2 separate regions of the Homo sapiens genome follow, and region 2 is linked to region 1. The links are chromatin contacts, found by Hi-C or POLR2A ChIA-PET in ENCODE. All regions are on one chromosome and are shown on one strand. Each heading gives the region's core, a stretch centred on a gene start or an enhancer-like site at or near the end of the contact. The rest is flanking DNA. Distances are from core to core; before and after follow the strand shown.

Region 1 (5,042 bases), core at 1,762-4,261:
ACACGACTGGGGTAGCAAGAGGTTGAGTGGCTTGAGAACTACTGATCCTCTGGGTATTCTGTGAGATCAAAAAAGAGAAAATGTGTTCTGATGTGGTATTTATGTTGACTTAAAAATCACTTTCAATTTAAGTGACATTTTTCACAGTTTCATATGAATGTCATTTTCTGAAGCACTGATGATGTGAAAACTTCAAAAATACTAGTGAGAATAACTAAATATTTAATTTGAAGGGTCCTATTTTTACATTAATTCTTTTAAAATAGTTGATTAGTGTCAGACACCCCACGTTAAAATAGGAACTTCTGTTACAGGCATTAGCACTTCTATTTGTTGCACAAAATGAGGACTTGATGCCACTACAAATACTGTCAGACTCCCCTAAATGAAGTATGTGTAGGTTTTAAATACCTGATGATGGCAAAGGTCATCTGTATATATAGGGATTGTACGTCTATGAGTATAGGAATCAAAACTACTTTTCTTTGCGGTATTATTTACGTGTTAACACGGTTTGAAGTCATGGCTTATTGGGTGCAGCTTGTATTCTTATTTCTTTCTCTCCAATCATGCAGTTGACCTATTTTTTAACAACAGATTCGGACATGTATCCCTTCATAGTCCCCTGGCCTTCTGTAGCAGAGGCTTTGAGTAGAGAATTTTGAATCAAGTACTGCCGACAGGGCAGTGGAAGAGCAATATTAAATGCTTTTTGCCAACTGGATGCATCTGTGTAGCATCCTATCCATGCTGGGAATGGATAAAAAAAATTCAACTATTAAATAATCCAGTTAGTCTAAGACAGTCATTGTCCTTAACGTGTAGGAGTACGACAGAAGCAGTTTCTCGCCAAACTGGCTTAAGGTAACGGTTTTTGAAAATCAAAGATCAGAGGAACACAACAGACTCTGTGTCACTAGCACATAAGAAAGCCACAGCACAACTCTATTTGTTTTTTATAAATTATGTTACAGCCTGATAACTGACATTCGGGGGTCTGAGCCAAATCAGTAAAGTATAATTCAGTGCCTTTGAGATTATGAAGAGTTAGAATGTGATTCCATTTTCTCTATCACAATTTTCAAAAGGGTACATCAGACAAAAAGGCCTTTGGCTAGATGTAGACACTTACAAACATTCGATGAGGATCCTGATCTCAGTTTATTTCTTTTTAATTTCTACTTTCTAACCTAGGTTAGAAGATGTGAGAAAGATCATGTGGATGTGGATGTATTGCCTGAGTTTCTGTCCCAGATTCACCATTTCCTAGGCATTGGGAAAATAATTTGACCTCTCTGAACTTCTTCATTGTCAAATAAAGAAGATATAGCAATCTTTGTCCTGGCTGCCTTGCACAGCTACTGTGAGAATCAAATGAGGTTACTATGTCAGAAGTGCTTTCATAACTGAAGTACTACACAAATATAAGATAATATCCTTATTGTCCTAAGAAACCCTCTGTCCCAAATTTCTATATAACTGGTGGGAAAAAAGATACATATTTTTATTCCTTCTAATCCATAGCCTAGTCTACTGCAGCTTTCATGAAGTCAAGTTGTTCTAGTATTGCTCGGCTTCTAAAGGAATCTGTCGCTGGTCTTAACAGTACAGTCTTTAGTGCAGGCCCCAGGGCACCTGTCCTTCTGCACTTCGGATCAGAGTCATCCACAATTATACTTTAGAGCTCAAGGCAAGCTGAACAACTTTCTAAGTTGTAACGGACTGTGCTTCTGATTATATTTTGGTTCTGGCACATAAAGTTCTGCATTTTTAATTGATTAAGTTTTAAATAATATAAATGGCTGTTTATAAGTTTTTAGGTATGTATTTTAAAGTCTTCAAGGACCTAATATATTTATCTCTGAGGTTCTGTAATTACAGATGTACTCTGAGGAATGTGGAAAATCAATGTATGCCAGTTCGGAATATATTTTAGTCTCAGCATCAAGTTTATAAATTTAATGACTTTTCGAGATAGAGATCTACTTTGGACTTAATTTCTTCTTTAATATTTAGTCTGGAACTTCATAAGTCCAATCACTAGGTGAAAGAATACAGTATGACATAGTTTGGCCTGGACCCTACCTACTCCATGGCATCATCTTCATGCAATCTCCTGGCATGTCTTCAAAAGCAGTGAAGACTTCAAACACTAGTTCCACTCATCTAAGCTCCTCATCTCAACGGCACTGAGTTCTACAAGAGTGAGTGATTTTCAGAACCACAAGAGGGCAGTATAGTGCTAGATAATTCATGGACGCATTCACAACTCCTTGAACAGTGAGGTCTAACCTAAGGTGAATTATTTTAGCTTGAATTATAAACTCTCATTTACTGATCATTATGGTATCATTAAGTAAAGTGTTTCTCCAAAAGATATTCATAATATAATTCAAAACATTTACAGCTGACTAGAATATTTCAGTTGGCCAATACAAAACTACACCCAAAACTGTGAGTGATCACAAAGCTAAATAAAGAACAATCTCGTATTTTAAGGGGAACAGATAACCTTCTTTGAAAAGAAAACAAACTGTGCAAAACACACCAGCATGCATAAACATGGAATATTAAAACCAACGGATGCCTTCCTCCCCCATGCTTTCATGCACTCTTAACCTTTGTCCATGCTAAGAAACATTTTCAAGTTTTTATTCCCCTTAAAGTCCTTTAATTAGCAGCTGACTTTGAAATTATATGATGACTCCTGTGAGGTTTTGGTTTTAGTTCCTAAAGAAGAAATAGATCAACTGCAAGCTGCTTTTAGTCAAGTTTATTTTCTAGAGGAAAAGCCAACAGAAAACGTTTGTTTTGGAAAAAGGGCAATAGTTGCTTTTAAGAAAAGAGCGCCTTCTGATAGAAAAGTAAACTTATATACACATTCAATTACAGACATTCCTTTTAGTAAACAGGGAACCCCCTTGTGGTTCAGGCTGTATCATGCAGGATGAAATAATTCCAACGCTGAAAAAGGTGACCTCACCAAAAATGATGTAATCTTTTTGAAAGAGAAACAACACAACATCGTGTGTTACAATCTGAGGAACTTCGAGGGTGAAGTCATTTTCTAAAAATATTTCAATAATTTGGAGAGCTATATAAGGTATTTTGTATCTTTCCTTAAAAAAAAAATTAACAAGTATCCTATGCTCATGGACAGCTACTGTTTTTAAAGGCTCTATTCCAATGTTCCCTCCAACAAATAAAATGGGTCAACACATACAATTATAAATAGAAAAACTAGAGTCTGTAGTACCAGTAGATTGCTTTATTCAAAGTGTTTGAATAGTGTTTAAAAAAATTTGTGTAACAAAGGGAACATTGGTTAGATAACAACACGTAAGAGAATTAGTACTTTCTACATCTTTTTCAACTTCCTTCAAGCAGAAACCCACACTCACCAACTCCAATTCCTCTTCCTCCGACTGTACTCAGCACATAAGAGGGATAAGAGAGTTACTAAGACTGTTGGTACTCACAAACAAAATATTTCTTTAGAAAAAACATATTTGGACACTAGCAGCTGTCTGGAACTCTAAAGAGACGATTATATACACAACAGATAGAAATATAAATTACTTGTCTCTACTTGTTGAGTTTTCAAAAGACTAGAAAAATTATTTTAAATTCTCTAGGGCCAGTATTCAAAGACACCCTCCTACCCCAACTTGGTCTGCTCTCATGCTGGCCTCTTATACATAGTCATGCTACTGCAACAGTATTTAAAAGGGGTTCCTCATCATGCTATCGATCTGTATTTGGAACTGTGAGAATATCAACTCTGTACTTGTAACTCTGTATCTTAATCACCCTACTATTACCCCACCTGGTGATACATGTTATCTATCTCCTACTGAATTCTGCTTCTTGGCAGAAAGAAACTGCTGTATGTTTTATTTCCCGCAGGAGCTAGCAGTTATAAAACAACAGGAACACAAACATTTGTTAATAAATACATGAGTTTTAAATACCAGTTTTATATATGTTTATCATTTGCAAATATATTTTCATGTGAATAAAATGACTTCAATGGAGAAAAACCACATATTTGAAGAAAATGAGACTGAAGGAGAAATGAATTCATAAGTCATGTAAAGAAAAGAAATAAGGCTGGGCACGGTGGCTCACGTCAGGAGTTCAAGACCAGCCTGGCCAAGATGGTGAAACCTTGTCTCTACTAAAACTACAAAAATTAGCCAGGTGCGGTGGCAGGTGCCTATAATCCCAGCTACTCAGGAGACTGAGGCAGGAGAATTGCTTGAACCCGGGCGGCAGAGGTTACAGTGAGCTGAGATCACGCCACTGCACTCCAGCCTGGGTGACAGAGTGAGACTCCGTCCAAAAAAAAAAAAAAAAAGAAACATTTTTGCTCCTTTTCTCCATAACATTTAGAAAATATTAACATGCTAGAAACAGTCTAATCAGTTTTTACTTGTTTTACTTGAGTAAGTTAAGCTTCTCTGTCAGTCTGTGAAAAGTGTCATTGTAAGTGCCACTGATACATGAAGCCCTAATCTGGAAGAAGGTTTCTCTGTAAATGGTGTGTGTAAAGTAGGTGGGACCGATTACTTACTCTGAAAAACAATCACTTGATCTACAACTGCTATCTCCAATGTGGGCAAGATGCTATTCAACTGTTTTGTTATAGATATCTTTACATATCTCCAAACACAAGGTACACACCAAAATATACTGTCTAACATTATAGCTGTGTATGTGTAAAACATATGGTTTTCACTTTAATATACAGGAATAAGCGTGTAAATAGTTCATACGACACATTTTGAGTTTTCCATGGAGATCCTTCATGCTCTCCTAACAATCAGACATAACTTTATTAAGCAATTGCTAAAATGCTTAAATGGAGTTTGTCTCTAAATTGGCAGTTTACTAACAATTCTTGTAAACATTTCTGTACCCTACATGACATTTTGTAGAGTTTATTTCTGAAAGACAGTAGCAAGTATTGCATATCCAGTACCTGAAAGGTGAGCTATGGGACCATCCTAAATGCCATTTTTTCTTGGCTCCCTTTTGGGGTG
Region 2 (4,539 bases), core at 1,577-4,076, 490 kb after region 1:
AGTAGTTACTGTGGAGTTTGTCACTTATATCCCTGATTTATTAGAATCTAATTGTAAATTAATCATTTAACCACTTCCTGAACAATGCAAGGACCTTTGAGCGTGCCAGCACTCTTTATCCTCTCTGCTTGGTGCTGTGTTGTCCTGTATTTAAATCACATGTATCTTATACTACAGACAATATTTGTAATACGTACAACTGACAAAGGGCTTATATCTGAAGTCTACAAAGAACCCTTATATATCAGTTAAACAAACACATAACTGGATAGAAAGATGGGCAGGAGGTCAGGCACGGTGGCTCATGCCTGTAATCCCAGCACTTTGGGAGGCCGAGGCGGGTGGATCACCCAAGGTCAGAAGTTCAAGACCAGCCTAGCTAACATGGCGAGACCCTGTCTCTACTAAAAATACAAAAATTAGCTGGGCCTGATGGTGGGCACCTGTAATCCCAGCTACTCGGGAGGCTGAGGCAGGAGAATTGCTTGAACCCGAGAGGCAGAGGTTGCTGTGAGCCAAGATCGCGCCATTGCACTCCAGCCTGGGCAACAAGAGAGAAACTCCATCTCAAAAAAAAAAAAAAAAAAAAGGAGAAAAGAAAGATGGGCAGGAAACTTTTCCCAAAAAAAGAACACCCGCATAGCAAATAAACCTATCAAAAGGTGTTCCACCTTATCAGTTATCAGAAAATGAAAACTAGAATCATAAGATATGGCTGGGTGTGGTGGCTCACACCTGTAATCCCAGCGCTTTGAGAGGCTGAGGTGGAAGAATAGCTTGAGCCCTGGAGCTCAAGACCAGCCTAGGCAAGATGGGGAGACCCCCATCTCTACAAAAATATTTTTTAATTTATCCAAGTGTGGTGGTGCTCACCTATAGTCCTAGCTACTCAGGAGACTGAGGTGGGAGGATCTCTTTTTTTTTTTTTTTTTTTGAGATGCAGTCTCACTCTGTCACCCAGGCTGGAGTGCAATGGCGCGATCTCGGCTCACTGCAAGTTCTACCTTCCCGGGTTCACGCCATTCTCCTGCCTCAGCTCCCGAGTAGTGGGGACTACAGGCACCCACCACCACGCCTGGCTAATTTTTTGTATTTTTTAGTAGAGACGGTGTTTCACCGTGTTAGCCAGGATGGTCTCGATCTCTTGACCTTGTGATGTGCCCACCTCGGCCTCCCAAAGTGCTGGGATTACAGGCGTGAGCCACCGCACCCGGCCGGGAGGATCTCTTGAGCCCAGGAATTTGAGTTTGCAGTGAGCTGTGCAACACCACTGCACTCCAGCCTGGATGACAAAGCAAAACTCTGTCTCTTTAAATAAATAAATAAATAAGATACTCTTACATTCCCACTAGAATGGCTAAAAAAATTTTAAGACTACTAATAGCAAACATTTGGAAGGATGTGATTCTCTGATATGCTCTCTCATATACCATTGTTTCAAATATATTTGGTGTAACTACTTTAGAAAACTATTTGGCATTGTCTCCTAAATTTAAACATTTGCATACCTTTTGACCCAGCAGTATCACTACTAAATTATACACCCAATAGAAATGCATGCATGTTTTCACCAAAAGACATAGCCAAGAATATTCAAAGCTACATTATTTGTAATAGCCAAGAGTTGGAAACAGCCTAAATGTTCACCAAAAGTAAAACAGAAAAAATGTGATGTTAATATAAATAAAATGATTAAAACTACTCCTATGCTTAACAGCATGAATGGCTCTCACAATGTGTAGTGAAAGAAGCCAGATGCAAAAGAATCATACTGTACAATTCCATTTATATAACTGGAGGAGGAAGAAGGTTGTTAGTGACTGGGAAGGCTTTACCAGTCCAGAATCCCTTCCTGCCAGAAATTAGGTATTCTGTCTTATAAGATAGGAAATACACAATTCAGAGCTCCAAGATATAATATTTGTTGCATCTGTTGAGACCTAATATATCAGTATTTAACATTGAGCAGTGTTGCTATAAAAAAGAGTAAATGATCCTCTGGCACCTCCTCTGAGTGCTTTCCAAATTAGCAACACCAAGCCTTGCCAGCAGATGGCGGGCCCTGTACACATCTAGGCTGAATAGCCAACAAGAATTTAAGTTAATATTCCAGACTATTCTACAAAGTTACTTTTGTGTTTAGCCAAGTTGTTTCAAACTTTGCTACTTCTTTTCATCCTAATTCTTCACCCTGATATAATCACCACAATGTGCATGTTTAAACTGTATAATTTTCATTCAATTACTTTGCTTCATTTCCTTATTGAAATGTATTTTGTCCAAATTTATCTGCTTTAGAAATTAACAAGGTGTTTTGGATTTATGCACTTCTGTAGGTAAGCTTGAACCATGAGGGCCTTTTCTTTTGCCAGGTCTTGGAAGTGGAAGGCCAAGATAATTTCTCAGGCAGCGCTCATTGGATTTATGTCCCCCCCTTTTTTTTTTTTTTTTTTTTTTGAGATAGGGTCTTACTCTGTTGCTCTGGCTGGAGTACAGTTTCACAGTGACAGCTCACGGCAGCCTTGACCTCCTGGGCTCAAGCAGTCCTCCCCTCTCAGCCTCTTGACTAGCTGGGACTACAGGCACGTGCCACTGCACCCAGCTAATTTTATTTTTTTGTAGAGACAGGGTCTTACTACTATATTGCCCAGGCTGGGCTCAAGCGATCCTCCTGTCTCGGCCTCCCAAAGTGTTAGAATTACAGGCATGAACCACTGCACTCAGTCCTATGTCCCTCTTAAAAGGATATCTTTTAGTGTATCATCTTCCTGCCCTGCCTGTCCTTTTATGGTGCCCATCGCAACAGCCCAGTGCCTTTCTCCCTGGGCTGACAGATAAGTGCCGCGGGGTGACTCATGCTCCATGCCTCCCATCCCTGACTATGGCCTGAAACTTCTCTCCTTCTTCCTCTCCTCTGTTCCGGTGCTACTTCGTACAGTAATGGTTTGTTAACTTTGGAGAGTGAATCCAAATCATGTATTCTTATGTGCACAGTTATATTTCTTTAAATCTGGTAAAGAAAGTCACTTACAAAAAGGGGCAAATTTATCCCCAGTGTTAAGAATTATTTTCTATCCTGGTTATTGATAGATGCCCAGAGAGAAATAGTTGTCTTTGTATATACAGGCATATGCCATTGCACATGCATGCACACACACACACACACACACACACACACACATCCCTCTTTAAATTATCTTTCTATGCAGCATGATGATGACCTATTGAGACTATTGCTCCAGAACATGTGATTTTCCCCCAGCTCTCTCTGACTGCTTGACATGTCCTTGAAGTCTCCCACAGCATGTCCAGCGAACACTTTGCCTGGCATGACTGTGCTGAACTAACTCAGGAATGAGTAAACACTTTTATTTCCTCAGAGCATCAACAAGACGCCTCCCAAGTATTTCTAAGCAGTGTGCCATGGTGTCATTAACAATGTAGGCTCTGGGCCGGCATGATGGCTCATGCCTGTAATCCCAACACTGGGAGGCTGAGATGGGAGGATCGCTTGAGGCCCGGAGTTCAAGACCAGCCTGGTCAACATGGTGAATCCCCATCTCTATTAAAAACAAAAAAATGTAGTCTTTGGAGTCAGAAGCCCTGGGTTCAAATCAGTGTTTGTTCAAACTTCCCAGCTGTAGAACTTGGGTAGATCTTGTGCTTCCTGGGAGCCTCACTCTCCTCTCCTGTTGAAGTGAAAATAATAAGACCTCCAGGGGTTGCTGTGAAGATTAAAAAGATATTACTTTAAAGCATCTAGGTGCATGGGAGACCCTCAGAAGCAAGAAAGCAAGAAAGAAAAGGGCAATATAATTATCATTATGATCTAATTGAACATTTTCCTTTCTGCTGTTTCATCCCAGAGGTGATTTTAAATCAGGTACTTATATCACATATTAAGGTTTTGTACTTCAAGACTGCCCTTGGTGTGCAATTTTTTTCTGCATTTTTTCCCTGTGCCTTGGGAAGGCTACATTTTGTTTTCTTTGCTCTCATGAATCATCTAAGCTAAAATCAGACAATTGTATATACTTACTTCTTCTTTTTTTTTGTTTGTTTGTTTTTTGTCTTTGAGACTCTCTGTCACCCAGGCTGGAGTGCAGTGGCGTGATCTTGACTCACTGCAACATCCACCTCCCAGGTTCAAGCGATTCTCCTGCCTCAGCCTCCCAAGTAGCTGGGATTACACATGTGTGCCACCACGCCCAGCTAATTTTTGTATTTTTAGTAGAGACAGTGTTTCACCATGTTGACCAGGCTGGTCTCAAACTCCTGACCTCAAGTGATCCACCTGTTTTGGCCTCCCAAAGTGCTGGGATTACAGGCATGAGCCACTGCACCCAACCTGTATATTCTTATTTCCTTAAGCTTGATTTTGTTTCTTTGTCTTGCTCTCTCTTGATTCATTGAAGTTGTGAGGTTTGGAAAGTTATTCTAACACAAGTTTTCCAAAAGGAAAGGGGATGGGGAAGATTTCTCCCTTAACTCGTACTTACTAGGAAGGAGGAGAAAATAATGGAGAAGTGATGTGGCAAG

Evidence for each region. A loop is a pair of places that touch in the nucleus more often than their neighbours do. ChIA-PET counts read pairs that join two places held with the same protein, here RNA polymerase II (POLR2A). Pooled maps may share reads with other maps.
Region 2: a map of naive thymus-derived CD4-positive, alpha-beta T cell shows a loop between it and region 1 (11-fold over the local background). The contact joins two enhancer-like sites. A Hi-C loop is called at or near these places in 1 of 168 maps with a recorded cell type or tissue (naive thymus-derived CD4-positive, alpha-beta T cell) and 8 of 50 pooled maps. POLR2A ChIA-PET finds 5 or more read pairs at or near these places in 1 of 52 experiments (activated CD4-positive, alpha-beta T cell).

The regions. Positions count from the first base shown.
Region 1 is chr15:99,701,745-99,706,786 of GRCh38, reverse strand. MEF2A (myocyte enhancer factor 2A) reads right to left here. Exons shown (of 12, transcript NM_001319206.4): 9 at 3,402-3,425; 10 at 1-58. Among named protein-coding and RNA genes, the nearest start is that of LYSMD4, 29 kb to the left of the region's middle. Within about 2 kb of position 3,011, at least 13 of the 41 ENCODE cell types and tissues checked have a DNase peak (open chromatin) inside an H3K27ac peak, as active enhancers do.
Region 2 is chr15:99,210,903-99,215,441 of GRCh38, reverse strand. All of the region lies in intron 8 of TTC23 (tetratricopeptide repeat domain 23), which reads left to right. Among named protein-coding and RNA genes, the nearest start is that of TTC23, 36 kb to the left of the region's middle. RefSeq lists an enhancer at 672-1,172 and a silencer at 3,252-3,452. Within about 2 kb of position 2,826, at least 6 of the 41 ENCODE cell types and tissues checked have a DNase peak (open chromatin) inside an H3K27ac peak, as active enhancers do.